Linked DNA regions of Homo sapiens: region 1 is linked to region 2. A link is a contact called in ENCODE Hi-C or POLR2A ChIA-PET data. All regions are on one chromosome and are shown on one strand. The core of a region is the stretch at or near the end of the contact, and the rest is flanking DNA. Distances in the headings are between cores, read along the strand shown.

What was found. A loop is a pair of places that touch in the nucleus more often than their neighbours do. ChIA-PET counts read pairs that join two places held with the same protein, here RNA polymerase II (POLR2A). Pooled maps may share reads with other maps.
Region 1: POLR2A ChIA-PET joins it to region 2 with 12 read pairs in activated CD4-positive, alpha-beta T cell. The contact joins the enhancer-like site here to the promoter of LRRC23 in region 2. A Hi-C loop is called at or near these places in 5 of 50 pooled maps. POLR2A ChIA-PET finds 5 or more read pairs at or near these places in 4 of 52 experiments (T-cell, activated B cell and activated CD4-positive, alpha-beta T cell).

The regions. Positions count from the first base shown.
Region 1 is chr12:7,925,254-7,929,748 of GRCh38, reverse strand. It overlaps SLC2A3 (solute carrier family 2 member 3), which reads left to right. Exons shown (of 10, transcript NM_006931.3): 6 at 1-65; 7 at 3,801-3,905. Among named protein-coding and RNA genes, the nearest start is that of SLC2A3, 8.7 kb to the left of the region's middle. Within about 2 kb of position 1,250, at least 2 of the 41 ENCODE cell types and tissues checked have a DNase peak (open chromatin) inside an H3K27ac peak, as active enhancers do.
Region 2 is chr12:6,900,564-6,906,071 of GRCh38, reverse strand. It overlaps LRRC23 (leucine rich repeat containing 23), which reads right to left and starts at 1,250. Exons shown (of 8, transcript NM_001135217.2): 1 at 997-1,250; 2 at 313-487; 3 at 118-227. The coding sequence starts at 438.

The DNA of each region.
Region 1 (4,495 bases), core at 1-2,500, 1.0 Mb before region 2:
ACCGACAGCCCATCATCATTTCCATTGTGCTCCAGCTCTCTCAGCAGCTCTCTGGGATCAATGCTGTGAGTGTGATACTTTAGGGTCAAACGTGTCTTAAAGTATTTCACTTAAAATGCCGGGCATGGTGGCGGTGTGCCTCTGTAGTCCCAGCTACTCAGGAGGCTGAGGTAAGAGGATCACTTGAGCTCAGGAGTTTCAGGTTGCAGTGAGCTATAATTATGCCACTGCATTCCAGCCTGGGAGACAGAGTGAGACTGTGTCTCTGAAATTTAAAAAAAGGAAAAAAAAAAAAGACCCTGGAAGGACACTGGCAACTTCAGAGTGAACTGACTTTACCAGTCTGTTTTTACAACTAGTATAGCGAGCATGGTAGTTTAAAGAGGGCATGATAGATGATAGTTTAAAGAGGGCGGCACAACGGAAGCTAGCATTTGGCAGGTAGCCCTTGTATTCCATGCAAATATCAGCTTCCTGCATTTGACTGTGGATTGTAGGAAGAGAGTATTCCTGTGCCTTCTAGTCAATATGGATATTAAGAGCACCCTTGTCCCACCTTTTTAAATACTGATTCATCCCCTAAGGGTTTTCAGATAGTCTTTGATCAATGGGATTAAATTATTTTGTAACAAAGCATTTTGCAAAACTTACTATTTTGAGCATTTTGATGCTCAAAATAGTAAGTTGGTTCTTGGAACTTTTCTCCTACCTAGCACACCAGGATATTTGTATTTGAAGTGGCAGTGCTTCTTATGAGGGGTTAGAGGCTGTTATGTCAGAATCTATGAGGAGCCAAGTGTGGTGGCTGCTCATGCCTGTAGTCCCAGCTACTACTCGGGAGGCTGAGGTGGGAATATCACTTAGGCCCAGGAGTCAAGCCTGGGAAATATAGTATGACCCTGTCTTTAAAAAAAAAACTTGGGAGGAAATACACAGTAGTTAGAAAAAGCCTCCTAGGTGATTTTGATGAATCCCAGTCTCAAATTTCTTCATTTGGAAATGATAATGTAGGCCACACGTATTACTGGAGAAAAATGTGCTCCCGAGACTTTCCAGAGCAGCAGAGCTGGGACTAGGCAGGTGAGGCAGCTACGTGCAAGTGTAGCCCTGAGAATGAGCACCTCTTTAAAGAATGTACCTTGCGTTAGTTCTGTGCCTGTTTAAAAAAAGAAAAAAGAAAGAATGAAAGAATGCACCTGAGGCAACTCCCTAGCTGCCTCACCACAGTCCAGGCCCTGCAAAACAGGATCAGTAAAAGATCACCTGTGAGAAATGACAAGTGATCCGTGAGCAGTCTGAGGGACAGACTCCTGCCATTTCAGAGTATGGTGTGTACATTCTTTTTTTTTTTGAAACAGAGTCTCACTCGATCGCCCAGGCTGGAGTACAGTGGCACGATCTCGGCTCACTGCAACCTCCACCTCCTGGGTTCAAGCGATTCTCCTGCCTCAGCCTCCCGAGTAGCTGGGACTACAGGCGTGTGCCACCATGCCTGGCTAATTTTTGTATTTTTAGTAGAGAACAGGTTTCACCATGTTGGCCAGGATGGTCTCGATCTCTTGACCTCATGATCCGCCTGCCACGGCCTTCCTAAATGCTGGGATTATAGGCGTGAGCCACTGCGCCTGGCCCATCCTTTTTTTGAGGTGAAGTCTTGTTCTGTCACCCAGGCTGGAGTGCTGTGGCGCAATCTCAGCTCACCACAACCTCCATCTCCTGGGTTCAAATGATTCTCCTGCCTCAGACTCCCGAGATTACAGGTGGGATTACAGCCCAGATTACAGGTGCCCACCACCATACCTTGCTTATTTTTTCGTATTTTTAGTAGAGAATAGAGGGATATCACCATGTTGGCCAGGCTGGTCTCAAACTCCTGACCTCAGGTGATCCACCCACCTCAGCTCTCTCTCCTAAAGTGCCGGCCTTACAGGTGTGACCCACCTCGCCCGGCATGTACATTAATTATTGTTGGACTAAGCTGGCTCCCAATTTAGTCAATGAGTAGATTTTGCGCTAGGTATAATCTCACCCAAAGCTGGCTGCATCAGAATTATGGGGGTTGGGATTCCTGAGTCAGCTGAATTTGAGAATCTCTGTGTAAGAGACCTGAAAGTTGTCTGTAAAAAAATAAATCTGATGCACAGCAGGCTTGGAAATCACTTTTCCAACCTACTTTGCACAAATGATGATTTCTAATTTCCCTTATGGGCAGATGGGTAAGAGGTTGCATTGTATCATGTTTACCTAGCAGAGTAAACTATTTAGGTGAGATGATGTAGGGGTTACCTTGCTTGGTGACACTAGATAGCAAAGTCATTTTACTATGAGAAATTTTATTGAGATGAGTACATGTACATTAGGTTTTTGACGTGTAGACATTATGTTAAGGAAAAGAATTGGCATACCTATTTATTGCTTGTTTAAACTGCTCAAGTAATTACTTTTGCACTAGCCTAATATATTTCCCCACAAGCTTGACGCCATCATATAATATGTTGAGATTTCTTAACAGTGTTAATTAGCCCTAGAGCAGCAGGTTTTTCAATAATGACTCTACAAATCTCAGTTTCAAAACACAATTATCTTATTTTAGAAAATATGAATATACATAGTTTACATCTTACGTACTAGGGATTTAAAGAGTTGTTTCGTGAGAAGGTAAATCCCAATGTAGAGGTCCATATTCATAAAAAAGACTAATAAATATTGCTATGGAGGCAAATACTCTGGGTGAAATAAACTGAAGTGAACCTCGGTAACCTAGATAATGTTCCCTTGTTAACTTGAGGTCTGAGTCCAGTATTTTAATATCTCTTAACTATGGTAGTTATAGCAACTTTAGATTTTAGCACAGTGCCTAGCAAACAACATAATAATTTATTTAATATATATTAAATTGCATTAGTAGCTGGTATTATTTCATAAAACACTTCAAAAGGGCCTAGGCCTAGGAAATACAGCCCAACCTCTGCTTATTCAATGAGCAGGATAAGGTTATTCAATTAGTTCACTATCAAATTGAGACATCGATGTCCCTATCAATGTTTTGAGAGTTTGGGGAAGAGCCAATTAAAAAAGCATTTAGCTGGGCCTGATGGCACATGCCTATAATCCCAGCAACTTGGGAGGCTGAGAGGCAGGAGGATCACTTGAGACCAAGAGTTTAGGACCAGCCTGGGCAACAGTGAGTTGCTGTCTCAACTTATAAAAAAGAAACCAGTTAGTAGGAATTACACCTTTATGTAAGTTAGTGAAGTGGACATAAGCAAGAGGAAATGGAACAGTGGGAATAAGCATTTTTAGAAGAAACAATGTAAATGAGTAGCTAGAATTAAGAACATTTAGAGAGAGAAAGGAGGGCCAGGTGCGGTGGCTCATGCCTGTAATCCTAGCACTTTGGGAGGCCAAGGCGAGCAGGTCACTTGAGGTCAGGAGTACGAGACCAGCCTGGCCAACAAGGTGAAAACCCATCTCTACTTAAACTACAAAAATTAGCTGCGTGTGGTTGCAGGCACCTGTAGTCCAGCTACTCAGGAGGCTGAGGCAGGAGAATCGCTTGAATCTGGGAGGTGGAGGTAGCAGTGAGCTGAGATTGTGCCACTGCACTCCTGCCTGGGTGACAGATCCAGACTAGGAGATAAGATACAGAAGATAATTCATTTGCAGAAGGGATATTAGTATTGAACGAAAACCTAGAAAAAGGACTTCTTACCCACTGGGACTTTTAAGTTTATTTTTGAGGGTTCTGTGTAACTGGTGTGCAGAATTGCATCAAAGCTGCATGTTTTCTTTTCTCCTAGGTGTTCTATTACTCAACAGGAATCTTCAAGGATGCAGGTGTTCAAGAGCCCATCTATGCCACCATCGGCGCGGGTGTGGTTAATACTATCTTCACTGTAGTTTCTGTAAGTTGGATGGTTTGGTAATTTTGAGGGGAGAAAAGAATCCTTGCTACAGATGTTCAAAGATGGATTGCATGACCCTACCATCATTTAGTTACCTTTTTGTTGCTTAATTTTCCTTTGGGAAAAAGAGATAAATTTAATGTTGGATGTAGTCTTCACTCTTCAAGCAAATATGGGATGGATGGGAAAGGAGGGAGTATAGAAGGGACTATATAGTATGCTTTGAACTTGGAATTGGAGGAAAGGTGCTTGGAAAAACTCTCAAGCTCTGTTACTCCACTGTTTTTACACTAAAACAACAATAATCAACAGAAGTTATCTGTGATCCCCAGAATATGTGAGAATTTTTCCCCGTGAGGTGTGCAATCAGTTCCGTAGTGGACACCATCTAGGTGTCCTGCGATTTTTTAATTATGACACTGTCTACCTGGAGATAGCATCAGATCTCACAGGTTGGTGGCCCAGTTCCCAAGACTGCCCCCCACTCCTGATGCCAGTCACAAGCTCCAGGTTGTTTTACCTGTGCTTCTGACTCACCAGCTGTAGATCAGGATTCCCACGACATCCTCTTTGGGTTTGATTAATTTGCT
Region 2 (5,508 bases), core at 1-2,500:
TTTCCACTAGGCATGAGAAGAGTCAAACTCTCAACCAGAACACCCAGGAATGACAGTGGGAAAGGAGATAGGGGCCCTACAGTCTCACAGTCCTCATCTGGTCCCCCCAAAACGCACCTCTCTTTAACCTCCAGCTTGACATAAGCATGAGCCAGCCCATTGCCTGTCTTACAGAGCAGAGAAAGCCCTTCCTTCATCATGTCCTCCGTGAGGGGGGTGGGCAGCCACTGCAGGTAGAAGTGGAGTAAGGTGTCTCTCCCCTGCCCAACCCCCTCCTTCAGCCCTAGGACCCCTCCTTGTCCAGGCTCTCACTTCCTCAGGGAACTCTTCCCCCTCTTTTCTGTAGTCCTCCCCCTCCTCTGTCTCCTTCTCGTCCTCTTCTTTCTCAGAATCATCCTGGTCTGGCTCAGAGTCTTCTAGATCATCTTCATCTGACATCTTTCTTCCCTCCTGAAAGCTCTGGAGTCAGATAAGCTCAGTCCTCCTCCTGAAAAAGAAGGTCTCATCAGCTTCTGCCAGCCTTCAGCTCCTTCATCGTCATTGACACGTGCCACTCCCATCACCCCCATGACTTCTGACCCACCAACTCTAGGCTTCTTTCCTTATCCCTGTGAACATCTCATTTTGATTCTCAACTCCCACTTCACACTTTCCACTGAGGACCCCCTCCCTTCAGGATGTCACCCACACCCCCAGGCCTTTCCTGTCCTTCACAGTGACTCCAGCTCTCCTCCAGCAGCCGGGTGTCCCTATTTCCTGGGCTTCCCTCTCCCCCATTCTTCCCACCTCCCCCTTAAGCCATGCTCTCCAATCTTCCCTACCAATTCCTCCTCCTCTCCTCTCAGCTCCCATTGCGCCATCCGTAATCCCTGCTCCATTCATTTCTTCTACTTTTCCCTCCCCACTGGGCCAATTTCCTTGGGCCCTCTGGTACACCAGCCTAAAGCGCAGTCTCCAACCCTCCCACTCAATTCGCCTTAGCAAAGGGGCTCAGACCCTGTTTCTGCTCAATCAGAAGCAGTTCTGGAGAGGCCCTTGGTCCCGAGAGGGAAGGACTGTTTAGCAAGCGGGCGAGGGGAAGGAGGGGTTGTGTACTGCTGTTATGGCAACGGGGACGGGGCACTTGGCAACTGCAGCTCGCCACCGTTGAGAGTAGAGCGGCGACTACCTGATGCGCAAATCAGCCGGGGAGGGGATTGATCAGTAGTTGCCTGGTTACCACGCCACTTTCCCGTCCCGGGAACCCGGATGAGGCGCGGAAGGGGCGTTGGGCCGCTAATTGGCTGAGGACAAAAAGAAGTGGGCAGGGCTGAGAAGCGAGAAGAGAGGGGGCGGGGCTAGTCATTACGTCACCCAAGACCTTAAAGGGACCGGACATCTTCAATGCAAAAGTATTGTGAATTCAGGAAAAACTCGTCCTTCGAAGCAAAAAGGGCGGGGCTGCGAGGAAAAGCAAGAAACACCAAGATAAGGGGTCTTTTCCCCTTCCCCCTATAGTTTCTGCTCATTAGTTATTTTCAGGTAGACCTTTGGAAGGTGGCTTGGTGGAGCGGAAGGAGTCCAGACCCAGATACCTTAAGAACTGGGTTGGAGTCTTGGCAGATCTGCATTTGCTAGCTAAACGTACCCAAGACTCTTTGTTATCTGTAGAATTAGCTTAACTATATCAACTGACAGGGATCCAGTATGAGTTATCCTGGACTGGTTTGATGCAAACCTTTTAGTGGGTGGAAGGCAGAAAATTCAACATCTGCCCACTAAAATACTCCTGATCCAACGTTGTTATATCAGTAATCAACAGGAACTGGCATAGCCAAACCCAGGCACTCAGGCCTGTCTGACATGTTGAAGGAGATGAAAAAGATGTTGAGATGCAATAAATATTTCTGGAGAGTTTGTGCGAGACATTATGTCAAACATCTTTACAACTGATATTTAATCTCTGCAACAGTCCTGTAAGATAGACATTTGAAAGAAGAGGATACTGAGGCTCAGGGAGGTTAAGATGACACAATTCCTGCCTGGGGAAAGGGGGATGTTACCAATCTTGTTGTGGAATCTAATGTAAATGAAACAATGAGGTAACCAGGTAAGATGGCATGTGATTCATTGTTAAATTGTGCCCACAGACTTTATATAACGGCAAAGTGGTCTGGTGGAAGATGTGGTGGGCAAGAAATCAGGAAGTATTATATTACCTCCTGCCCAGGGCAGCTTGGAGGAATGTGGTTAATAGGCAAATCTGTTTACTTGGTGTCATGGAACCAGTAGGGACTTTAAAGTCAGAGACACCAGCTTCAAAACCCATCTCTACTACTTAATACCTGTGTGTCCTTCAGCAGGTTATGAAATCTTACTGAGGTCTAATTTCCACAGTCGTGAAATGGGGATTATTAAAACGTCCACCTGTAAGGATTGTTAAGGGATTAAAAGAGATAATGTGGGTAAATCGCCTTGCACTTAGTTGACCCTTAGTAAACATTTTCCTGCTCCTCCCCACCCCTGGCCTGTGTCCTTGGTACTGGGGTTGCTGTGAGGAAAAAGAAATAATAAATATGAACACTCTGAAGAGTGAGATGTGCTATACAAATGAAAGTTATTGTATTGTTGGAGTGTGGAGAAGGGAAAAATCCATGTGGTTTGATGTAGTCAAAAGAAATGGATATGAGTTTCCTTGGCCAAGAAGAAAGAGGAAGACACATTAGATGGGAAGAAAAGTTGTGATGTAAGGGTTAGGAAGGTGTCCTTGAACATACACTTTTGTTATTTTGTTTTTATTTTTGTTTTGAAATAGAGTTTCCCTCTGTCGCCCAGGATGGAGTGCGGTGGAGCAATCATAGCTCACTGCAACGTCCACCTCCTGGGCTCAAGCAGTCCTTCCGTCTCAGCCTCCTGGGTACCTGGGACTACAGGTGTGCGCCACCATGCCAAGTTAATTTTTTTGTATTTTTTGTAGAGACAAGGTTTTGCTATGTTGCCCAGGCTAGTCTCAAACTCCTGGGCTCAAGCAATCCGCCCGCCTCGGCCTTCCAAAGTGCTGGGATTATAGGCATGAGCCACTGCGCCCTGCCATGCTTTTGTTAAGCACTTAATCTGTCCCTGTGCTCCGGGACAGTAAAGCACAGAAGTCCTTATCTTTTATCTTCAAGAGGTGTACAGTTCAGTGACAAGATTAAGTACACAAGTAATTCAATATAATGAGACATGTTATAATAATCATACCCAACATTTATAGAGCTTTTACTAAGTGCTAGGGATCATTGTATAGTATATGCATATACATGATATCATATATTCGGGGCAGAGATTTCAGAGGCAGGAATCACCTGTGGTAATGCTTGGAGAAGAAAGAGCTCAATGCCTGTGCAAAGAAAGCAGGTGGTTCTGCTGGCTGGAACAGTAGGTGCAGTCGGGGGTTGGAATATGGTAGAAGCAGTAAACAGACTTGGATCACACTGAAGGATCTGGACTTTATCCTGAAAGCTGTGGGGAGCTATTGAAGGTTTTATTTCGTGTTTAGTTGGCAAGGACTGAAGTTACACTGTGTAATGAGAGCTAGATACTCCACAACATCCTTGATATTTTTCCCCCATCGGCTGGTCTAGATAGAGTCTCTTTCAATTATAAAAGTAATATTTAGGCTGGGCGTGGTGGCTCACGCCTGTAATCCCAGCATTTTGGGAGGCCTAGGCGGGTGGATCACCTGAGGTCAGGAGTTTGAGACCAGTCTGGCCAATATGGTGAAACCCCGTCTCTACATACAAAAAATTAGCTGGGGTGGTGGCTCGCACCTGTAATCCCAGCTACTCGGGAGGCTGAGACAGCAGAATCGCTTTAATACAGGAGGCCTAGGTTGCAGTGAGCTGAGATCGCGCCACTGCACTCCAGCCTGGGCAACAAGAGTGAAACTCCGTCTCAAAAAAAGAAAAAAAATTAGCCAGGCGTTGTGGCTTGTGCCTGTAGTTTCAGCTACTTGGGAGGCTGAGACACGAGAATCACTTGAACCCGGGAGGCAGAGGTTGCAGTGAGCCGAGATCACGCTACTGCACTCCAGCCTGGGCAACAGATCGAGACTCTGTCTAAAAAAAAAAAAAAGCCAGGCGCTTTGGCTCACACCTATCATCTCAGCACTCTGGGAGGCCAAGGTGGGCGGATCACCTGAGGTCAGGAGTTTAACACCAGCCTGGCCAACATGGCGAAACCCTGTCTCTACTGAAAATACAAAAATTCGCCGGGCGTGGTGGCGGGCGTTTGTTATCCCAGCTACTCCGGAGGCGGAGGCAGGAGAATCGCTTGAACCTGGGAGGCGGAGATTGCAGTGTGCTGACATCGCACCACTGCACTCCAGCCTGGGCAACAGAGTGAGACTCGGTCTCAAAAAAAAAGAAAAAAAGATTTTTAGATTAGTTTAGGGTTTTTTTCTTCTAATTATTCAATTCTAATATGTCTTGGGCTTCTTTCATGTCACTAAGCATAAATCTACCTCTTTTTCTCATAGTTGTCTAGTCTTCCATTATGTGGATATACTACCACTTTCCTTTCTTTCTTGCGTTTTTCCTTTTTTTTTTTTTTTTTTTGGTGTTGTTTTTTTTTTTTTTGAGATGGAGTCTGGCTCTCTCTCCCAGGCTGGAGTGCAGTGGCGTGATCTCGGCTCACTGCAAGCTCTACCTCCCGGGTTCACGCCATTCTCCTGCCTCAGCCTCCAGAGTAGCTGGGACTACAGGCGCCCACCACCACACCTGGCTAATTTTTTGTATTTTTAGTAGAGACGGGGTTTCACTGTGTTAGCCAGGATCGTCTCGATCTCCTGACCTCGTGATCTGCCCTCCTCGGCCTCCCAAAGTGCTGGGATTACAGGCGTGAGCCACCGCGCCCGGAACTTTCTTGTGTTTTTCTAGAGACAGAGTCTCACTACATTGTCCAGGCTGAGAGGCAGGAGAATAGGGTCCGGAGGCAGGGAATCTAAGGCCGAATCATGCTGACTGAATATCAGAGAGTACTCCCTTTTCAAACCCTCCTTTCTCTGTATGGCATTTGAAAAATGAAAGTACGTCTGATTGGTCCCCTCTCACAACCAGTCAGACTGATAGCAGGCCTACTCTCTTCATTTTGATTGGTCCCCTCCCACAATTAGACTGGCAGTCGGCCACTACTTCATTTGCATAGGGTGAACCAATGGGAAACCTCTAGATTGTATTTAAACCCCAGAAAATTCTGTCACCAATGCTCTTGAGCCACTTGCTGGAGCTTGCTCCCACTCTGTGGACTGTACTTTCCTTTAAAATAAATCTCTGCTTTTGGTGGATCAAGAGGTCAAGAGTTGGAGATCAGCCTGGCCAACATGGTGAAACCCCATCTCTACTAAGAATACAAAAATTAGCGGGGCGTGGTGGTGCAAGCCTGTAATCCCAGCTACTCAGGAGGCTGAGGCAGGAGAATTGCTTGAACCCAGGAGCCGAGATCGTGCCACTGCACTCCAGCCTGGGCGACACAGCAAGACTCCGTCTC